Regions from separate parts of the Homo sapiens genome. Here region 1 is linked to region 2. The links are chromatin contacts, found by Hi-C or POLR2A ChIA-PET in ENCODE. All regions are on one chromosome and are shown on one strand. The core of a region is the stretch at or near the end of the contact, and the rest is flanking DNA. Distances in the headings are between cores, read along the strand shown. Region 1 overlaps IRAK2 (interleukin 1 receptor associated kinase 2). Region 2 holds the start of FANCD2 (FA complementation group D2).

What was found. A loop is a pair of places that touch in the nucleus more often than their neighbours do. ChIA-PET counts read pairs that join two places held with the same protein, here RNA polymerase II (POLR2A). Pooled maps may share reads with other maps.
Region 1: a loop to region 2 is called in a map of CD8-positive, alpha-beta T cell, with 18 times the contacts of the local background. The contact joins the enhancer-like site here to the promoter of FANCD2 in region 2. A Hi-C loop is called at or near these places in 19 of 168 maps with a recorded cell type or tissue (CD4-positive, alpha-beta T cell, CD4-positive, alpha-beta memory T cell, CD8-positive, alpha-beta T cell and 16 more), 20 of 37 single-sample maps with no recorded cell type and 32 of 50 pooled maps. POLR2A ChIA-PET finds 5 or more read pairs at or near these places in 7 of 52 experiments (B cell, CD8-positive, alpha-beta memory T cell, HepG2 and 4 more).

Annotation. Positions count from the first base shown.
Region 1 is chr3:10,223,946-10,228,334 of GRCh38, forward strand. It overlaps IRAK2 (interleukin 1 receptor associated kinase 2), which reads left to right. Exons shown (of 13, transcript NM_001570.4): 10 at 2,426-2,488. Among named protein-coding and RNA genes, the nearest start is that of TATDN2, 22 kb to the right of the region's middle. RefSeq lists enhancers at 1,359-2,141, 2,317-2,366 and a silencer at 2,480-2,774. Within about 2 kb of position 1,471, at least 13 of the 41 ENCODE cell types and tissues checked have a DNase peak (open chromatin) inside an H3K27ac peak, as active enhancers do; they include CD4-positive, alpha-beta T cell, CD8-positive, alpha-beta T cell, GM12878 and 6 more, where a contact is called at or near this core.
Region 2 is chr3:10,024,652-10,029,203 of GRCh38, forward strand. It overlaps FANCD2 (FA complementation group D2), which reads left to right and starts at 1,786. Exons shown (of 44, transcript NM_001018115.3): 1 at 1,786-1,822; 2 at 3,974-4,070. The coding sequence starts at 4,007. It also overlaps the pseudogene CIDECP1. RefSeq lists enhancers at 1-613, 1,249-1,884, 1,885-2,519.

The DNA of each region.
Region 1 (4,389 bases), core at 221-2,720, 200 kb after region 2:
CCGTGTCTCCCAGCTGGTTCCTCTGCCTCCCTCAGCCCCACTGCAAGTTGTTCAGTGAAGCTCAGCAGGGCTAGTCCAGGCTCCTTCTCCTTTAAGAACCAGGGGGATGGGCAGGGAGTGGTGGCACATGCCTAAAATCTCAGTACTTTGGGAGGCCGATGTGGGCAGATCACCTGAGGTCAGGAGTTCAAGACCAACCTGGCCAACATGGTGAAACCCCGGCTCTACTAAAAATACAAAAATTAGCTGAGTGTGGTGGCATGTGCCTGTAATCGCAGCTACCTGGGAGGCTGAGTCAGGAGAATCACTTGAACCTGGGAGGCAGAGGTTGCAGTAAGCCGAGATCGCGCCATTGCACTCCAGCCTGGGCAACAGAGCAAGATTCTGTCTCAAAAAAAAAAAAAAAGAAAAAAAAGAACCAGGGGGATAGAACCCCTAGGCCCGGCTCAGTTACTTTCAGCTGTGTGACTTACACCTAGCACTTCTGTCTCTGGGCCTCAGTTAAGCCTTCTGTAAGATGGGGCTAACGATACACATGGAGATGAATGGGATAATGTATATAAGCAGGTGAGCATGGCACCCTGCACCCTGCACCTACCAAGAATATTATGATGACTGTGGTTATTGTTATTCCCACCTTTACACCCTCCTTCTGATATCTGTTTACTCTTGACCTTCTAACTGGTGTGTTAGCGTCACAGATGACTTCCTCATCCATCCATTCACCCTCCCACCTATCCATCTATTCATCCACCCATGCACCCACCCTCCCACCCACATACCCATCCATCCATCCATCCATCCATCCATCCATCCATCCATCCATCCATCCATCTACCACCCATCCATCCATTCATTCATTGAATGCCTCCTGGCTCCTGCCACCCTTTTGCTCAGCCCTGCCTCTGGTTGACTGATAACGCTTTTGAACTTTGATTCCTCCTGTGGGGATCACAGTGCATTGCTCAGTGTTTTTTGGTGAGTGCTCAGTGACCTCTATAAAGGACTTGGCTCAGAGCCTGCTCTGTGAAAGGGGCACAGGAAGTCTTTGTTTATTCATTTCCCCTTGTTCTGTCCCTTCCTGGCAGGGACCTGTCAGGAGTCCCTTTTCAATTGGCTCCTGTCCCACTTGCAGCAGTGATGCCCTCTGCTGCCCTTTTCTGGTCACTGCCAGTCTGTTATTAATCCTGGGTGGTTTAAAACCTTTATCCTTTCCTTCCTCCAGGCTTGGAGGGATTCTTGGCTATAAATGTGACCCTATTCTGACTTGCTTTGAGAGATGCTGTGGGAGAGAGGTTCCACACTAAGTGTGGGGTCTTCACACCTTTAATATTCACAACTGCTAGTCCCCATTTAACAGATGAGGACACTGAGGCTCAGGTTTTAGTTACTTGCCTAAAGATCACCTGAGCATATAAGGAACAGAGTCAGAATTTGAACTCAGGCCTGACTGTAGAGCCCTTAGCCATCATAGCATTGTCTCTACTGAGAAACCCTGTTCAAAGCAGTTTCCTGTTTATGAAGACATATATCATGGTTTGCCAATTTTGTGGTGACTTACACGTATACAGGGTTGTGCTCCTTCTGCGAGTGGATGCGCTAATGAATAAATAATGTTAGTAAAGGCCTGTGAGTGAAACATGCTATGGATGCTGCAAGATTTGTCTAGAATAGATACCTGCCTGCATGCAGAGTCTTTCCTTCCCTGAGATTCACAGAGCAATGCCTGCTTGCCATAGCTGAAGGTTTTTTGGTGTTTTTTTTTTTTTTTGAGACGGAGTCTTGCTCTGTCGCCCAGGCTGGAGTGCAGTGGTGCGATCTCAGTTCACTGCAAGATCCACCTCCCAGGTTCACGCCATTCTCCTGCCTCAGCCTCCCAAGCACCTGGGACTACAGGCACCCGCCACCGCGCCTGGCTCATTTTTTTGTATCTTTAGTAGAGACGGGGTTTCGCTGTGTTAGCCAGGATGGTCTCGATCTCCTGACCACGTGATCCGCCCACCTCAGCCTCCCAAAGTGCTGGGATTACAGGCATGATCCACCGTGCCCAGCCAGCTGAAGGATTTTTAAATGAAACAATCTTTAAAAAATAGTGTATATATACGTGTGTGTGTATCTATATTTATCTATACCTATATATATCTTATGGTAATACATATAAACACACACACACATGAATTTTTGAAAACCATCTTCTCTGCCTGGCTATCAATTAATTACAACCTTCCACTGGCAGCTTGGTGGCATCTTTAATTGGAGGAGGTGTTTAGTGATATTCCCATGTTCCAGATTTTGGGCAGGTGTGTCTGCTGGCAATGGCAGAGCTGCACCTGGAGCTCAGAACTGAGAAGAGAAGACAGAATCTGCTGCCTGGCTGTGTGCACGAGCGTCTGAACCATGCTAACTCACGTTCTGTTCTCTCCAGGTGTTGGCCGAGGTCCTCACGGGCATCCCTGCAATGGATAACAACCGAAGCCCGGTTTACCTGGTAAGGGAACTTGTCACATCTGGCTGGGAGGTATATTTGGGCCTCACAGCTCTGTAGAGAGGGCAACGACCTCAATTCTAGCTAGTTTTACACATGCAAATGAGGCCCGGTACAAGGTTGCATTTGCATCCCCACAAAGCAGCTTTAACCTCCCATCCCCACCTGCCAGCCAACCATTGCTTTTTCATGATAATAGCATCTGGGGCTTGGTGCGGTGGCTCATGCCTGTGATCACAGCCTTTGGGAGACTGATGTGGGTGGATCATTTGAGACCAGGAGTTCAAGACCAGCCTGGCCAACATGGTGAAACCCTGTCTCTATTAAAAAAAAAGAAAAGAAAAAACTTACAAAAAACCCCCAACATTATCCAGGTGTGGTCGCATGTGCCTGTAATCCCAGCTACTCGGGAGGCTGAGGCAGGAGAATCACTTGAACCTGGGAGGCAGAGGTTGCAGTGAACCAAGATTATGCCACTGCACTCCAGCCTGGGTGACAGAGCGAGACTCCATCTCAAAAAAAAAAAAAAAAAAAAGATTTTGGAATGTTTATAGAAAGCACTTGTATAAAAGAGAAAGCACTTCTCTATATATCAGGCAATTCATTAGGGATTTTCCTCAAATTGATAAAAGTTAATTTCAGCCCTTTTAAACAAGTTTCTATAATAAAAACAATTTCCATTTTGTAGGCCAAAGATCTGATATACACAGTCATTTAAAAAATATAACAACCTGGCTGGGTGTGGTGGCTCACACCTCTAATCCCAGCACTTTGGAGGAGGCCAAGGCGGGCGGATCACTTGAGGCTGGGAGTTCGAGACCAGCCTGGGCAACATGGCGAAACCCTGTCTCTACTAAAAATACAAAAATTAGCCAAGCGTAGTGGCACACACCTGTAATCCCAGCTACTTGGGAGGCTGAGGCAGGAGAATCGCTTGAACCCAGGAGACAGAGGTTGCGGTGAGCCAAGATTGCACCACTGCACTCCAGCCTGGGTGACAGAGTGAGACCCTCTCTCAAAAAAGAATAAAAATATAACAACCTAGCCTGACTTTGTGTTAAATACTTTCCATACATTATCTACCTAAATCATCTCAATTTTTCCATGATAGAGTCATTATATTCATCTGCAGATGAGGAAAGCTGGCTCTGAGTTTGGCCTAGGATCTCAGTTGGAATTACCAAGTGTCAGAGCTGGAATTCTGAGTCAGATCTCCCTGAGCCGACATCATGAGTTTTTTTTTTGTTTTTGTTTTTGAGACGGAGTCTTGCTCTGTCGCCCAGGCTGCAGTGCAGTGGTGCAATCTCGGCTCACTACAAGCTCCACCTCCCGGGTTCATGCCATTCTTCTGCCTCAGCCTCCCGAGCAGCTGGGACTACAGGCGCCCACCACCACACCTGGCTAATTTTTTTGTATTTTTAGTAGAGATGGGGTTTCACTGTGTTAGCCAGGATGGTCTCAATCTCCTGACCTCGTGATCCGCCCGCCTCGGCCTCCCAAAGTGCTGGGATTACAGGATCTTGAGTTCTTAACCACAGCAGTCTCCTGCTTGTTTCTTGTGACAGTCCAACCATACGAATTCAGTATTATCATTCCCATTTACAGCTGAGAAAACTGAGGGCAAGCTGAAGTGACTTGTCTCACGCCCCTCAGTGAGACCAGTGGTGGAAGTGGGGTTTAAATTGAACCCAAGGCTTTTGCAGAGTTTCAAATCTCATCCAAACTCTAGTCTTCCTCATCAGTTTGAGAGGGGGCACCTTTTCCTACTGGGTATTGAGGCCATTGGAACAGACAGATTATTATTTTATTTATTTATTTATTTCTGGTGACTGGGCCCCAGAAGCATCCCCTGGGCTCTGGGGTAGGGAGGCTGAAGGCCTCGCTACTCCATGCAGAAAGTCACG
Region 2 (4,552 bases), core at 536-3,035:
TTTTTAGATATTCACAAAAATAAAAATACAAAATTAAAAATTTCTTGCGGAATTTGCAAACTTCAGATAACACAGATATTGAGTGTTTAGAAAATACAGGATAATTTAAGATTGCTTATTTAGGGTCTTAAAATACCTCAGGGTCATGATATTCAACTCCATTTCTACAAAACTATTCAGCAGCGTAAATATAGGAGAGCTAGATGAATTTCTTTTGATTACACTGCCTGGAAAAGTCTTGAATTATCGTAGACTGAACAAGTGTTTTTTCGTTTGTTTTTCTGGAGACAGGGTCTTGCTTTGTCACCCAGGCTGGACCAAAAAGGTCGAGGCTGCAGTGATTGAGGCTGCAATCGCAGTGGTGCGATCATGGCTCACTTCAGCCTCGAACTCCCGGGCTCAAGTGATCCTCACACCTCAGCCTCCCGAGTAGCTGGGACTACAGGCACACACCACTGCACCTGGCTAATGTTTAAATTTTTTTGTAGAGACAGTGGTCTCATTGTGTTGCCCAGGCTGGTCTTGAACTCCAGGGCTCAAGCGATCCTCCCACCTCAGCCTCCCAAAGTATTGAGATTACAGGTGAGAGCCACCACGCCTGGCTGTGAACAAGTTTTTTGATGGCCTACCATGTGCCTTGCACTCTGCTGCATGCTATGGGGTATAGAGTAAGGCAAGGTCATGACCCTGCGCTCAGAGTTTCTGTTCAAGTGATAAAATATGCAAACGGAAAAATAATAGATACTTAATCTAGTGCAACAAGAGCGAAACTCCGTCTCAAAAATTAAATTAAGTTAAATTAAATAAATAAATAAATACTGCAATGAAGTATGTGAGGAAGTTGCCTCCACCCTAGGAAGGGAAATGATAATTACAATTCCTTACATGTCTAACAGCAGTGTTACAGATTGCAAAGCGCTTTGGTGCTTAGCATCTCAGCTAACCATTGGAACAGTAATTTGGTAGAATGCAGATTATCACACTCACTTGACTGGATGTTACAAATACTAAAAGCTATAAAGCACCAGGCACTCTTCCCAACGAAAGGGTGGGATGGGATAGTTCATAGGTAAACCCACCGAGGGTTGGCGACTAACCTAAAGGATTAACAGCACCGTTTTTGTTTTTTGTTTTTAACACTCAATACGTCCTAGATCCTGTGCTAAGGGATTTACAGACATCATCTAATTTGATTCCCACCTGTCTATGAGGGAGGTACTGTTATTATCCCCATTTCACAGAGGACAAAAGTGAAACACAGAGGTAACGGGTAAGGTCACCTTGCCAGTGGGGGCGAGACGTGAACCTAGGCAAACTGACACAACGCCTGCACTTTCTTGTCCAAGGTCACGGCGGTGTGAGGTAGGCTGGGGAAGGGAGGGCGCTGACCTGTCAGATACTTGTTCCTGGGTGAGCTTCTTGTCGCTCTCCAGCAGGATGGACACGTAGTGGCGGATCATGTCTACGAAGAGTGATAACGATGGGTAGGACCACCCAGAGGCAGATGTTGGAGTCAAGCAACAGTTCTGGCCCTGCCATCTTCACTGAAAGCTGGCTCCCAGCCGGTGATGGGCGAGCTTCTCTTCACCGGGGCGCAGTTGCTTCTCTCTGACGTCGCCTCTGGGCCTTCTCTCGCCCCTATGCCCGGCTAGCACAGAACTCTGCTGCAGCGGTGAGCCCAGCTTATTGCCTTCAGCTGGGCTGCCCGGCCTTCCACTTCCGGCGCGGAAGTTGGCGTCACGTCATGGCGCGCCTCGGTGGCGTCAGAGCGGCGTCGGGCCTGGCGGGAAAGTCGAAAACTACGGGCGGCGACGGCTTCTCGGTGAGTAAGTGGAGCAATGGTCGTAGTCTCTCGAGGCCCCGCTCCCCTGCGGCCTAATCTCTAAGTCCGGGCCGCGGTCGGCGTTCTCCTCTGGGGCTCCGCGCCCCGAACCTTGGCTTCCTCATCTGCCCTGAGATGGGATAATCCCCACAGGTACCTTTCTGCGTCATTAAAATGCGGAAACGAGAAAGGCTTTTACCCTCACCCGCTTCCCGATGAACTAATCCAGGCAGTCGGCCTCATCTCACTTCTGTTGGGCTTTTCTGGAAGCCAGATGGTATCGCACGTGTTAAAGGCGGGTGCCTGGAAGCCGGACGTGCTGACAAGACTTAGTTTTTCCATCTGCAAGATGGCTGATAATGGTTATCCGTATTAACCGAAGCGGCGATAAATAAAAAGTTTAGCACAGGGCCCGGTACCTCGTAAATGTTAACCATTATTAGAAGTCATTATAATCATCAAGAGTAAGTATAGGTGGTGAAGAGCGCAGGTGCTGAAGCCAGACTCCGAGTTAGAATCCCAGTTCTGCCCGTGATGATGAGAATAATGGTACCCACCTCAAAAAGTTTTGTGGGAAATAAATGAATTATTAAATATAAAGCACTTGAAACAGTTCTTGTTAGCTTTTAGCATTTCCCCTGCACTGCGAGCTTTTTTCACTCTGAATATTCTCAGAAATTTTCCTTATGCCGGTAACTATGCTGGGCATTAGGGACATTGAGTAAGTGAGACTGGGTTCCTGCTCTCAAAGAGCCCCAGTCTAGTGTGAGGTAAGGGCCCCTAGGTATACCCTGTGGAGCAGGGAAGCTGCAGTAGCAAACTCCCTTAGGGATAGGAGGAACACTTTTCAAGGAAGATGACATTCGATTGAATGTTTAGATCTGAGTAGGAATTTCCAGGCAAATAAGAGCACTTCAGATGAAAAGAACACCTTTGTGCAAAGGCACTGAGACCACGAAGGTTCTGATTTACAAGATTAAAAGGTCATGTGATTCAGGCACTTCCCCCACCTCTGCTGTCTGATTTCTAACTCCACATCTCCTTGTTTCAGTATGAGTATCTATTTGCCTGGACTCCTCTTCTCCTACCCCTTCTACTGGCTAACTGCTGTTTCAGCCCTCAAGTCCCTGCCTAAAAATCACTTCTTCAGGCCGGGCGCGGTTGGCTCACGCCTGTAATCCCAGCACTTTGGGAGTCCGAGGCGGGCGGATTATGAGGTTATGAGATCAAGACTATCCTGGGTAACACGGTGAAACCCCGTCTCTACTAAAAATACAAAAAATTAGCCGGGCGTGGTGGCGGGCGCCTGTAGTCCCAGCTACTTGGGAAGCTGAGGCAGGAGAATGGTGTGAACCCGGGAGGTGGAGCTTGCAGTGAGCCGAGGCTGCACCACTGCACTCCAGCCTGGGTGACAGAGTGAGACTCCGTCTCAAAAAAAAAAAAAAAAAAAATCACTTCTTTAGGCCGGGCGGCTCACACCTGTAATCCCAGCACTTTGGGAGGCCGAGGTGGGTGGATCACTTGAGGTCAGGAGTTTGAGACCAGCCTAGCCGACATGGTGAAACCCTGTCTCTACTAAAAAAAAAAAAAAAAAAATTCAAGGAGATTGTCCCTAAGAAATGGTCCTTGCTTCTCTTTACCACCCTTACTAGCAACTAGACTAAATTTCCTAGTAAGCCCTCATAGAACCTGTACTTTTATAGCACTTACATAACTGTAGTTCAGTACATTAAGGCTATTTGTTACCATACTGTAAATTCCCTGAGGACAGGGATCATGTCTGTCTAGTTCACAGTTGTAACCCCAGCACCTAGCACAGTCCCTAACATATAGTATTGAAATCATGAATTAAAGGACAGGTACGTTGGGGATAGATAATGGAGGGTCTTGAATCTCAGATGGAGAGTGATGGGTTTTATCCTTCAGCAACAGCGAAGTAGTCTGCCTAAAGAGGTAACTAAGACTTGAAAGGAAGGTAGTATTGGCTAGATGTAAGAGTTGAAATTTGCTTAGCACCTAGGTTTAGGTAGCATTAATATGGAGATGTGAGCCCCTCTGATTTTGGATAGAGCAGTTTTCTTTGAACAATAGCTTTAACTTCTCAGAATTTATCTTCTAGAGGGTAACTTCTGTTTCCCGATTTTGCTCTAGGAAGTAATTTAAGTGCACAAGACATTGGTCAAAATGGTTTCCAAAAGAAGACTGTCAAAATCTGAGGATAAAGAGAGCCTGACAGAAGATGCCTCCAGTAAGTATCTAGTCATTTGTTGCTTTATTTCCTGTAGCAATGTGTGAGGCATGTGAGAGATATAAAGTTCCTGCTTTTCAAGTGCTGAGAATCTTCAAAGTGTAATGAATGGAGTGCACAGAATTAAGGGAGAAATATCAGATTTGGGACTGAGTTTTTGCCTCGAATTCTGCGTATAACTTTGAGTATGACCACAGCCTCTGGACCTCAGTCTCCACATCCATAAGAGGAATTAGTGTTACAGACTTTTTCTGCTATACATCATTTAGGTGTTGAGACACAAAGACATAACATAGTCTGTACCCTTAAAAAACTTTATGGTCTTTCTTCCTCTCTTGGAAAAAAAATATTATGATCTAGACACATGCTATGTTAGTGATGTGAAAGGAAAAATACATCAAAGCAAGCAAACCAGAGGCAAAGAAACAGTGCAGACTCTGCCCATATGAGAAATAGTTGACAAAGATCCCAAGAGTTCCAGA